4 separate regions of the Homo sapiens genome follow, and all the other regions are linked to region 1. The links are chromatin contacts, found by Hi-C or POLR2A ChIA-PET in ENCODE. All regions are on one chromosome and are shown on one strand. The core of a region is the stretch at or near the end of the contact, and the rest is flanking DNA. Distances in the headings are between cores, read along the strand shown. Region 1 holds the start of BTN3A1 (butyrophilin subfamily 3 member A1). Region 2 holds the start of H2BC6-AS1 (H2BC6 antisense RNA 1). Region 3 holds the start of H2BC8 (H2B clustered histone 8). Region 4 holds the start of H1-3 (H1.3 linker histone, cluster member).

What was found. Hi-C counts contacts between places; a loop is a spot of excess contacts on that map. ChIA-PET counts read pairs that join two places held with the same protein, here RNA polymerase II (POLR2A). Pooled maps may share reads with other maps.
Region 2: a loop to region 1 is called in a pooled map, with 4 times the contacts of the local background. The contact joins the promoter of H2BC6-AS1 here to the promoter of BTN3A1 in region 1. A Hi-C loop is called at or near these places in 1 of 168 maps with a recorded cell type or tissue (mammary epithelial cell), 1 of 37 single-sample maps with no recorded cell type and 6 of 50 pooled maps. POLR2A ChIA-PET finds 5 or more read pairs at or near these places in 2 of 52 experiments (CD8-positive, alpha-beta memory T cell and activated B cell).
Region 3: a loop to region 1 is called in a pooled map, with 2.9 times the contacts of the local background. The contact joins the promoter of H2BC8 here to the promoter of BTN3A1 in region 1. A Hi-C loop is called at or near these places in 3 of 50 pooled maps. POLR2A ChIA-PET finds 5 or more read pairs at or near these places in 2 of 52 experiments (K562 and PC-9).
Region 4: a loop to region 1 is called in a pooled map, with 2.6 times the contacts of the local background. The contact joins the promoter of H1-3 here to the promoter of BTN3A1 in region 1. A Hi-C loop is called at or near these places in 1 of 50 pooled maps. POLR2A ChIA-PET finds 5 or more read pairs at or near these places in 2 of 52 experiments (PC-3 and PC-9).

What each region holds. Positions count from the first base shown.
Region 1 is chr6:26,401,025-26,403,914 of GRCh38, reverse strand. It overlaps BTN3A1 (butyrophilin subfamily 3 member A1), which reads right to left and starts at 1,640. Exons shown (of 10, transcript NM_007048.6): 1 at 1,503-1,640. RefSeq lists an enhancer at 1,673-1,732.
Region 2 is chr6:26,171,304-26,174,193 of GRCh38, reverse strand. H2BC6-AS1 (H2BC6 antisense RNA 1) reads left to right here and starts at 1,421. Exons shown (of 3, transcript NR_186648.1): 1 at 1,421-2,159. It also overlaps a transcript of H2BC5 not described here. RefSeq lists an enhancer at 1,455-2,347.
Region 3 is chr6:26,215,241-26,218,130 of GRCh38, reverse strand. H2BC8 (H2B clustered histone 8) reads left to right here and starts at 1,443. Exons shown (of 1, transcript NM_003518.4): 1 at 1,443-1,931. The coding sequence starts at 1,488. The coding sequence ends at 1,868. H2AC8 (H2A clustered histone 8) reads right to left here and starts at 1,210. Exons shown (of 1, transcript NM_021052.4): 1 at 694-1,210. The coding sequence starts at 1,156. The coding sequence ends at 764. RefSeq lists enhancers at 390-499, 415-1,066, 780-1,199, 1,067-1,718, 1,630-1,979 and 2 more.
Region 4 is chr6:26,233,587-26,236,476 of GRCh38, reverse strand. H1-3 (H1.3 linker histone, cluster member) reads left to right here and starts at 1,490. Exons shown (of 1, transcript NM_005320.3): 1 at 1,490-2,265. The coding sequence starts at 1,544. The coding sequence ends at 2,209. RefSeq lists enhancers at 977-1,964, 1,878-2,287.

The DNA of each region.
Region 1 (2,890 bases), core at 391-2,890:
ATGAGACATAAGTTTTTCTTCTTCATAAAGGATATATTTTTTTTCCTGATTATAGTCAATATTGCAAATGAAAAAAAGCATAAAGGAATACAAGTTTAAGTAGTGGTTCATGCCTGTAATCCTTGCAATTTGGGAAGTTGAGATGGGAGGATCCCTGGAGCCCAGGAATTCAAGACCAGCCTGGTCAACATAATGAAACCCCATCTCTACAAATCAATCAATAAATAAAATAAAATATCTATAGTAGTAGTCATATACTTTGGTAGTGAAAAGGTAAATATTTCTGGAAGTATTTTGACCATATATATATAAAGGGCCTTAAAAAAAGTTATATGCTTTGCTAAGGAATGGCTATTAAAAGAAAAAAAAAAGGTGTGTGCTTTGACCCAAATGTTCCACTTGTAGGAATTAGTGTTGCAGAAAAAAGAAAATCAGGAACTAAGACAAAAATTTATGTTTTAGGCTGCTCAATACAGTAAAATCTACAATAGCCAAATGCAGAAAAGAGAAATAGTCCAAACTAGGGAAGTGTTTAAAAATAATTTTAAAGGCTGGGTGTGGTGGCTCACGCCTGTAATCCCAGCTCTTTGGGAGGCTGAGGTGGGCAGATCACCTGAGGTCAGGAGTTTGAGACCAGCCTAGACAATATGGCGAAACTCCGAATCTACTAAAAATACAAAAACTAGCTGGGTGTGGTGGCGTGCACCTGTAATCTCAGCTACCCAGGAGACTGAGGCAGGAGAATCACTGGAACCCAGGAAGCAGAGGCTGCAGTAAGCCGAGAACATGCCACTGCACTCCAGCCTGGGTGATAGAGCAAGACTGCATCTCAAAACAAACAAAAAAATTGTATATTCATACAATGAAATAGATTGTATCCATTGGATAGCATTCGTTAGGTTTGGGGGAAATGATGAATAAAAGGAAAAACACATACTGTTCCTAAAAGATTTTAAAACAAGGTTTAATGTATGGATCTAACATTGCTAAAATTATAAATAATTGCCCTTCATTAAAAACACGATTCCTAAAGGCTGCATGGAAATCTCTTTTATGATTGAACCATGCATTGTTTGTCTATCCCCCGCCTGTTGTATATGTATGCTGGTTCAGGTTTTTCTACATTTTTAATACTTCTGTAATGAACAAATTTACATATGAATCTATAAAGGACACCTCTTTTTAGAATCTCTTAGAATAGATGCCTTGAGTTGTCCAGAACAGATTTTAAAGATTGTTTGCCCTTTTCTGACTACAATACGTTCTTAAGAACATGCAATTAGACTATTTCTTCACCAAATCCCAAACTCTGCAGGTCTTTATTCTTTGCACTACTTCTCCCCTTTCCATGTGTCCACATGTGTGCGTGCGCACCCCCTCAGGCACACACCCCTTTCTCTGGGTGAGTACTCTCCCTGCATGCCCACTCACCACTCTCAGCGATTCAGCCCCTGTCCTCCCAGGCATTGTGAACCAGGCTCTAATCGACTTCCCCCACTCACCTCTTAGCATTCCCCTCTGAAAATCACAGCCCACAGAAGAAAGGCAGTTAATAGTTCTCCATTCTTTCTACTATGGTTAAATCTCCTTCTGGAAGAAAGGAAAAAGAAAGCAGAGACTGTCGGGTCATCGTGAGGAATAATAACAATCTCTCTTTGGAAGAATAAGTTTTTTGATTGGCTCAGAGGTGATGTTTCTCATCAGTTGCTGGGCAGAAACCACTGAGGAAGGCTGAAATGAAAACTGAAAGTACATTGAATTGTACACGTTGAAGAAAAATTCCTGCCCTACCTCCCTTACTGTTTATCTCTTTCATTCTTGTGTGTATATACGTATTTCTATATAGTCACTTGTCTTAAGTCTTTTATCATAATAGAAATATCAGCAGAACACAATGGGAAAAGATTTTAATGTGGTGAAGAGAGAAAGATGAGCACTAATTAAAATGCTACTGTGGCAGTTTGCTAACATTTGCTTGCATGAATATGGGTACATGGAGGAGGAGGAGATTTTACTACAGAGTCAAATAAACGTATGAATGGAAAGAAAACCAGACACAATGCACTTTTTTTTTGAAACGGAGTTTCACTCTGTCACCCAGGTTGGAGTGCAGTTGCAGGATCTTGGCTCACTGCAACCTTCGCCTCCCAGGTTCAAGTGATTTTCCTGCCTCAGCTCCTGAATAACTGGGATTACAGGTGCTCGCCCCATGCCCGGCTACTTTTTGTATTTTTAGTAGAGACAGGGTTTTGCCATATTGGCCAGGCTGGTCTCAAACTCCTGAGCTCAAGTGATCCTCCCTCCTCAGATCCCAAAGTGCTAGGATTACAGGCTTAAGCCACTGCACCCGGCCCACAATGCACATTTTTAAGCACCTCCAGCATCCAGGCTTAGGATCTGTTATCAAAAAATGTAATTTTTCTGGCTTCCAGAGGCAGTGCTGCTTGACACGTTTTACCTTTTTCAGCAAATTTTTAGTGCAGGTGTTTCTGAGCATCTCCATTCACCCTCAGCTCCTGTTCTGTGCTACACTGTATTTTCCTGTGTATTTGTTTCTCCTGCTGCCAGTGGAGTACATATTCTCTGAGGCCAGACTCTAGATAAACTGTGAATGCTGTCTCTGTAAGATGTCTATAAAACAAATTGGTTCTTCCTGTGGCCTAGGACCTCAAAACAGACTTTCTGGGATTGCAAGTCAATGATCGAAGTTCCTAAGGCTAAGATGTGACTGGGGCTGATGCAATTTAATTATATTGTAAATGTTTGAATTTAGACTGTGTAGTATCTGATTGAGATGGCTGGTCCCTTCTGCATCATGCATTCCCCCTTTCTTCTTGGTGATAAGGCCTAATTTTCTTAGGTACTACAACGTTCTTTTCCATCTGGTAGA
Region 2 (2,890 bases), core at 172-2,671, 230 kb after region 1:
CCTATTATGAGAAAAAATGGAAACCAGGAGAAATTGCAGAGACCATGTTATTTAAATAAATAGCTGATTATATAGGGTTTATTCTAAGAATAGAAGGAAGTTTAGTATTCTAAATCTGCCAGTTTAAGAAATTAATAAAGGAAGGCCCAGAGCAGTGGCTCACGCCTGTATTCCTAGCACTTTAGGAGGCTGAGGCAGGTGGATCACTTAATGTCAGGAGTTCAAGGCCAGCCTGGCCAATGGCGGCCTATCTTCTTCTGATAATACAAAACTTAGCCAGATGTGGTGGCACGCACCTGTAGTCCCTGTTACTTGGGAAAGTGAGGCAGAAGAATCGCTTGAACCTGGGAGGTAGAGGTTGTAATGAGCTTAGATCAGGGCACTGCACTCCAGCCTGGGAGACAGAGTGAGATTCCATCTCAAAATAAAAACTAAAATAATAAAAAATAAAATAAAATAAAATAAAATAAATAAAATAAAAAAGAGATTAATAAAGAAAAAACATGATCATCTCCAAAGATACTGCGAAAGCATTTAACAAAATATAACACTCTTTAATCATAAACACTTAACAGACTACAATGAGAAGAGAACTTCATAAGGAGGAGCTACAGCGAGTATAACACTTAATGGTGCCGTTTTGGAAGGATTCCCATAGAGGCGGAAGGAAGACAAGTGTGGTGAGAAAGTACTCCTATTCAACACGGCATCACAGGGTTTGGCCAATACCATGAGATAGGAACAGGCAGTCAGAAGAGCAAGGATTCAATAGGAAAAGATGATTATCTTTGAAAATAACATAATTGTCAAGGTAAAAGTTCACAAGAATCTATAAACAATTAGATCAAATAAGAATTGGAATTAGTGGGCATAGGCCAGGCGTTGTGGCTCACGCCTGTAATCCCAGCACTTTGGGAGGCCGAGGCGGGCGGATCACGAGGTCAGGAGATCGAGACCATCCTGGCTAACACGGTGAAACCCCGTCTCTACTAAAAAATACAAAAAAACTTAGTCGGGCGTGGTGACTGTAGTCCCAGCTACTCGGGAAGCTGAGGCAGGAGAATGGCGTGAACCCGGGAGGCAGAGCTTGCAGTGAGCCGAGACTGCGCCACTGTACTCCAGCCTGGGGGACAGAGCGAGACTCCGTTTCAAAAAAAAAAAAAAAAAAATTAAAGTCATATGAAGATTAATATGTAACATCTTCTTCGACTTAAATGTTCATTTTTTTCCTTCTGACTTTAGAAGAAATTAAAATATTTTCATGAGCCTCCAAAAGAACTGCGGACCCTAGACACCGTGCCTGCTGTTTAATGGAGTACGGCACTGCGTGTACCGGAAGATGATTTTTTTAAAAAAAAACTCAATTAGGAAATAATTATTCGCACACATTCATATACATACATACATACACTGAATCCTCACACGAAGAGCCCTACAGGCGTGAGAACAGTAAGGGAGATGCAAGAAAGGTCTCCTTGGAGTTGGGAGGCGTATTTACAGCTACTAGAGAAGGGGGAAGTGCCAGCTCCCCGAGAAGAAAGCAGGAGGATGCTGAGAGACTAAAGCTGAAATTTTCTGCCTGCTTCCTCACTCTTTTCGTTGGTTTCAGCCGTCTGAAAAACCCTTGTGAGAGGAGCAAAAAGGTCAAGGGAAGATTGTTGCCTTGCTCTCAGTCTTCAAAATTTTCGATCCTCCGTTTTTTTTGTTTTGAGACGCAGTCTCGCTCTGTCGCCTAGGCTGGAGTGCAGCGGCGCGATCTCGGTCACTGCAACCTCCGCCTCCCTGGTTCTAGCGATTCTTCTGCCTCAGCCTCCTGAGTAGCTGGGACTACAGGCGCGTGCCACCACACCCGGCTAATTTTTTTGTACTTTTGATAGGGACGGGGTCTCACGGTGTTAGCCAGGATGGTCTCTATCTCCTGAACTCGTGATCCGCCCGCCTCGGCCTCCCAAAGTGCTGGGATTACAGGCGTGAGCCACCGCGCCCGGCCGGTCCTCTGTTTTTAAACTGTAAAGGACTCCAGCGGATTGTTCGAAGTCTCCGATATCCCGCGATCTGGTGGCCGCAGAAGAAAGAGGCCGAGTCGGCGGGGACTGGGAACCACCAGTTAGCGGCCTACGGGCAACCTCCCGGACGCGCGCGCCGGGCCGACGTTAAACGTACGTGACGCCCTATGCGGGAGCCGGATGGGCGTAACGGGGCGGCGGCGTAACGTGTGGCTCTGTGGTTAGGGCACGGAGGGGCGTGGCCGGACGGCCCTATGAGGGGGCCGGCGTTTTTGGCGAGGGTTGATGGGATGACCCTATGAGGGAGCCTGCGTGGAGGGGCACGACCGGCCCCAAGACTCCTTTTCATGGCCGCATAGCCGCACCGGGAGTAGGATGACCGCTGTTATTTTTCAGGACCTCTCATCTTCGGTTTGAAATTCTTTGCTTTTTTCCGGCTTTGTGTGGCTATTTAGTATTAGCATTTTAGGGCAGTTTCATTTCCTTTAAAGTAAAACTCTCCAAAGTGGTCTCCGGACCAGCAGCATCAGCATCACCTGCATAATTTAGAAGTACAAATTATCAGGTCCTACCTCAGATCTAATGCATCAGAAAAGTTTTGTGACTGCTTCAAAACATTGTTTCCCTTAATTCAGATGCTGGAGGAGACCTTTCAAATGGCAGCTTAGCATAAGCTAACCAGTTTTTAACTTCAGGTTCATTACCAAAGCCACATCAGTGCTTAGGCCTTATCCACTCAGACCTCCTTGATGCTGGAAAGTAAAGTGAAAATAGGTAGATAGATGTCTAGAAAGGGGAGGTCTTAGAAGAAAGGTTTGGATCAACAATGAAGGCAGAATTTACAATTCTCCGCAGATTTTATTAATTATAACTTTTTTTTTCAG
Region 3 (2,890 bases), core at 194-2,693, 190 kb after region 1:
TTTTGAGACGTAGTCTTGCTCTGTTACCCAGGCTGGAGTGCAATAGCGTGATCTCGGCTCACTGCAGCCTCTGCCTCCCGGAGTCAAGCGATTCTCCTGCCTCAGCCTCCCAAGTTGCTGGGACTACAGATGCACACCACCACGCCCGGCTACTTTTTGTATTTGTTTAGTAGAGACGGGCTTTCATTATGTTGGGCAGGCTGATTTCGAACTCCTGACCCTATGATCCGCCCTCCTTGGCCTCCCAAAGTGTTGGGATTACAGGCATGAGCCACTGAGCCCAGCCGGAATGCAGTCATCTTTAAAACTTAAAAAGCCCGCCCTGAAATGCTAATGGGCAGCTATCCTTCTTTGTTCTCTCGTTTCTGTATTAATATTTCACCCTTTTCTGACAAGTGCACATGAATAAACAGCCTGTGTATTAATGATAAATTTGTATACACAGCATGGACCTATACACAAAATAACGCAGTGAAACCTTGGTGTCACAACCTCGGTTTCTATTCTTGTATACCTTTATAAACGCATTTTTACTGCAAAGAAACACCAGTAAGATAAATTAGTGCATGAAATGTGAGCAAGGATTTCAATAAAGAACTGACCAGTAACGTCAGAAGCGTTCGTTAAAAATTAGGACAGTGAACATTGAGATTTCAGGCATCGTATGTGTATTCCAGCACTTTACAGAAAAGGTGGGTGGCTCTGAAAAGAGCCTTTGGTTTCTGGGACTCGGGATCACTGACGGATTTGACTAGTAATCATTTCACTTGCCCTTGGCCTTATGGTGGCTCTCCGTCTTCTTAGGCAGCAATACGGCCTGGATGTTGGGCAGGACACCGCCCTGCGCGATGGTCACGCGACCTAGAAGCTTATTTAGCTCCTCGTCGTTGCGGATGGCTAGCTGCAGGTGGCGCGGGATGATGCGGGTCTTCTTATTGTCGCGAGCCGCGTTGCCAGCTAGCTCTAAGATCTCGGCCGTCAGATATTCCAGCACCGCTGCCAGGTACACTGGAGCGCCGGCCCCGACTCGTTCGGAGTAGTTGCCTTTGCGGAGGAGGCGGTGCACACGGCCAACTGGAAACTGAAGACCGGCCCTGGAAGAACGCGTTTTAGCTTTTGCCCGAGCTTTGCCGCCTTGCTTTCCACGTCCAGACATAGTGGCTTCCTAACAGCAGAAGAACTAACAATCCACTGAATAAAGAAAAAGAATGGGCTCGATGGAGGAATAAGAAGCTAGTTATAGTCATCGGTAGAATTGTGAAAGGCGCAATTTGATTGGTTAAAATTGTTCTTTGACGAGCCAACCAATTAGAAAGGAAATAAGGTGAAGGCTATTTTACATGTATGCGTCACTAACACATTGCCCAATCAGAGCTGGATATTTTGAATTCTTTATTTGCATGAAAGGCCTATAAAAGGAGAGACTCTAGACACGAGCTTTTATTTAAGTGCGTTCATTCTCACTGCTGTTATTGTTTTCTGACAGCATGCCTGAACCAGCTAAGTCAGCTCCTGCTCCGAAGAAGGGTTCCAAGAAGGCTGTGACCAAGGCGCAGAAGAAGGATGGCAAGAAGCGCAAGCGCAGTCGTAAGGAGAGCTACTCCGTGTATGTGTACAAGGTGCTAAAACAGGTTCACCCCGATACTGGCATCTCATCCAAGGCCATGGGCATCATGAATTCCTTCGTTAACGACATCTTCGAACGCATCGCAGGCGAGGCTTCCCGTCTGGCCCACTACAACAAGCGCTCGACCATTACCTCCAGGGAGATCCAGACCGCCGTGCGTCTGCTGCTTCCCGGAGAGCTGGCCAAGCACGCAGTGTCCGAAGGTACCAAGGCTGTCACCAAGTATACAAGCTCCAAGTAAATGTGTGCTTAGGTGCTTTAAAACTCAAAGGCTCTTTTCAGAGCCACTCAAGTCTCACATAAAGAGCTTTAATATTGAATTTCACCGTTTTCTAGGGAATAATTTTTCCGATTTTGTAATCCCAGCACTTTGGGAGGCCGAGGCGTGCGGATCGAGACCAGTTTGGCTAACGTGGTTAAATCTCGTTTCTACTAAAAATACAAATATTAGCCGGGCGTGGGGCAGTCGCGTGTCATCCCAGAGACTCGGGAGGCTGCCGCAGGAGAATCACTTAAACCCAGCAAGCAAAGGTTGCAGTGAAAAGACATGGCGCTTTTGCATTCTAGCCTGGGCGACAAAGGCGAGGCTTCGTCTCAAAAAAAATTGATCAGGAGATACTCCTGTTCTGTGTTGGCAAGATCCTGTAATCCTAGCACTTTGGGAGGTCGATGCATGAGGCTTTCTTCAGCTCAGGAGTTAACAGATTTGCCTGGGCAACATAGAACTCGTCTCTGCAAAAAAATGAAGCTAACCAGGTGTGACGGCTTGCGTCTGTACTATCATTTACTCGGTAGGCTGAGGTGGTAGGATAGCTTAAACTCTCGGGCTAGAGACTGCAGGAACATGTGAATACGCTAGTGCAATTCCAGCCTGGGCAACACTGGAAAGGGTAGGAAGAGTAGTCTTTGGGTCCCTAAAGATCACCTGATAACAAGTTTGACTTTTCTGAGCACTCTTGTGGAGTTTGTTGTGGAGGGAATACCATGGGCATTGGCAATGTAAAGTTGATCTAAAAAATCTCGTTTTCCGCCGTGCGCGGTGGCTCACGCCTCTAATCCCATCACTTTGGGAGGCCGAGACGGGCGGATCACGAGGTCAGGAGGTCGAGACCATCCTGGCTAACACTGTGAAACCCTGTCTCTACTAAAAAAATACAAACAAAATTAGCCGGGCGTGGTGGCACTCACCTGTAGTTTCAGCTACTCTGGAAGCTGAGGCTGGAGAGTCACTTGAACCCGGGAGGCGGAGGTTGCAGTGATCAG
Region 4 (2,890 bases), core at 241-2,740, 170 kb after region 1:
GATTTATATGAAAAAATCCTCTAATCACTATTGAGTGTAGGCCAGAATAACTTGATTTTTTGAAATGAGTATTTTTGTTAGAAGAAACATAACATCAAACTACTTCTCTTGTTTCTTCAACATAGGAGTTCATTTCAGCATCTGATTACTTGATGGAGAATATCAATTTTGTGCTTAATTATTTAATAATAACCTAATTCCATCAGCTGTATTGCAAACTAACAGATAAAGAATACTGAAGTTACTCATGTTTGCTTTGAAATGTTTGTTCAGCTCCTTAGGTGGACATATTCAACCAATTAATTTAGGGTGTGACAGCTTAGTTCATATTTTGTGTGTAAAAAGCCAAGTAGAATGATGAAAATTTACAGTGATTTAAATCAGATATTTTTCTTTCTAACCCTTGATGCCCACACTTGCAATGTTGAAAATTTGTATTTTATTTTTTTAAAGTGACTTTTACCAGTTATTCAAACAGGTTGTACAGAGAAAGAGGAAGGGAAATTTGTATTATAAATATGATTTTAAAATATAAAAAATGTACAAAATTCTATGATGAATATTAGCAAAAAAATAGTGTATTTCATTAAATTATTTATAAAGTGATGGGACACAAACATGTACACAAGCTCTCAATGCTCACAGTTGCCAAAATGATGTTGGCCTGCCATTCTATTATTTGTTGGTTCAGTTTTCTTTTTTGGGGATGTGGTAGTTGATCTTTAATGCCCATTCTAGATCGGAAAAATCCATGATCCTAACTTTTAAGAGAAGGTTGGTAACTCTACTTAGGACTTTTTTTTCTGTAAGAGGAATAATGTAGCCTCACCCTTATCTTTCTGGAAATGTTTAAACCACTGAAATATGGAGATCAAATCCAGCTTACACACTGGTAACTCAAATACTATTTTTTTTTTTAAACTATCTTTTCTAAACTAATCACCCCTCTTGTACATAGAACTTTCTACCTCAGTGCCAATTCCTAGAGGTTGATGCAAACAGCTCGCCAGAGAGCCTGTGCTATTGTTCCTGCGAAAAAACCCAATTTCCCTGCACATTTGGATAAAAATGAGTTTATCTATATAAAGTTGAGACGGTAAGAATTCACAGAACAATGCCCTGGAAGAGAGATTTGCAAATGAAAGAGGGAGAAATAGTATTTTTAAGGAAAACATGAAAGTTGTCTCGATTTGACCGAAGTTTGAAAGAGAGTTGGGGGAATAAGAAAAGTTTCAAGATGCCGGTTTTAAAACTATGCATAGAAACAAAGGCAGGAATGAAGCCCGAACTCTCTCGGATCAGTTTCCCCCAAGTCTCTAATTATTTCATGCCCAGATTTCTTATATTTTTACTCTTTTTTAAGGGGCAACAAACACAGCAGCGCGGTAGATACGAGGAGTCCTTTTCCAGCAGCGCCGCGCATGGAGCAAGGAACCAATCATCACTCAGCGTCTCTCTATATAAACCCTCAGCCTCCCTCGTAGAGGACATGCTGTTCTGACAGTTTGAGATTACTTATTGTCTTTTCTGGGAAGACAAAAACATGTCGGAGACTGCTCCACTTGCTCCTACCATTCCTGCACCCGCAGAAAAAACACCTGTGAAGAAAAAGGCGAAGAAGGCAGGCGCAACTGCTGGGAAACGCAAAGCATCCGGACCCCCAGTATCTGAGCTTATCACCAAGGCAGTGGCAGCTTCTAAGGAGCGCAGCGGCGTTTCTCTGGCCGCGCTTAAGAAAGCGCTTGCGGCTGCTGGCTACGATGTAGAAAAAAACAACAGCCGTATCAAGCTTGGCCTCAAGAGCTTGGTGAGCAAAGGTACTCTGGTGCAGACCAAAGGTACCGGTGCTTCTGGCTCCTTCAAACTCAACAAGAAAGCGGCTTCCGGGGAAGGCAAACCCAAGGCCAAAAAGGCTGGCGCAGCCAAGCCTAGGAAGCCTGCTGGGGCAGCCAAGAAGCCCAAGAAGGTGGCTGGCGCCGCTACCCCGAAGAAAAGCATCAAAAAGACTCCTAAGAAGGTAAAGAAGCCAGCAACCGCTGCTGGGACCAAGAAAGTGGCCAAGAGTGCGAAAAAGGTGAAAACACCTCAGCCAAAAAAAGCTGCCAAGAGTCCAGCTAAGGCCAAAGCCCCTAAGCCCAAGGCGGCCAAGCCTAAGTCGGGGAAGCCGAAGGTTACAAAGGCAAAGAAGGCAGCTCCGAAGAAAAAGTGAAACTGGCGGGACGTTCCCCTTTGAAAATTTTAAACGGCTCTTTTCAGAGCCACCCACAGGTCTCAGTCAAAAGAGCTGAAGCTTTTTGGAGGGGGGAGTGGGGTGGAGAGGGGTGCGGGTGCTGCGGTGTTGTGCGGCCACGGTCTATCCTAGTCGTGCTGGTTGGGGGTCAGTTATTAACAGCTCCCAGCAGCCTGGGCGCAAGGATCCTTCCGTCTCAGTCTCAGCCACAGTCACCGGATAGCTAAGGCTACTTGAGCCACCAGGTCCTACTTTTTCTTCAAATTCCCGCGGTGGTGTGTGATTGGCCGGCCGATTTCTGTTAAAGCGCGGCGCTTAAAAGTGGCCCTGAAAAAATTTTATTTCTGACACAGGGATGTGGTGTAAATGCTTTAGTTTACTTTAGCGTTGAGGTGACTTCCTGAGCACATCCCGTCCTGGTTGTGAGCAGTACGTGGCATGCCCAAGGTGCTTCCGGCCCACGATCTTGTGCAGCTGGTCGTTGAGAATGGCCAACTGCTGGTGGTGCCCGGTGTCTGTCTTTTCGCAGGCCTTTGATAAGCCTTAGCTTTGGGATATCGGCCCTCAGGTACTGTATTTGTAAATAGTGTGGGGGCTGCACTGCGTGACGAGGTGGCTCTCCTGTAATCCCAGCATTTTGGGAGGCCGAGGCGGGGGCAT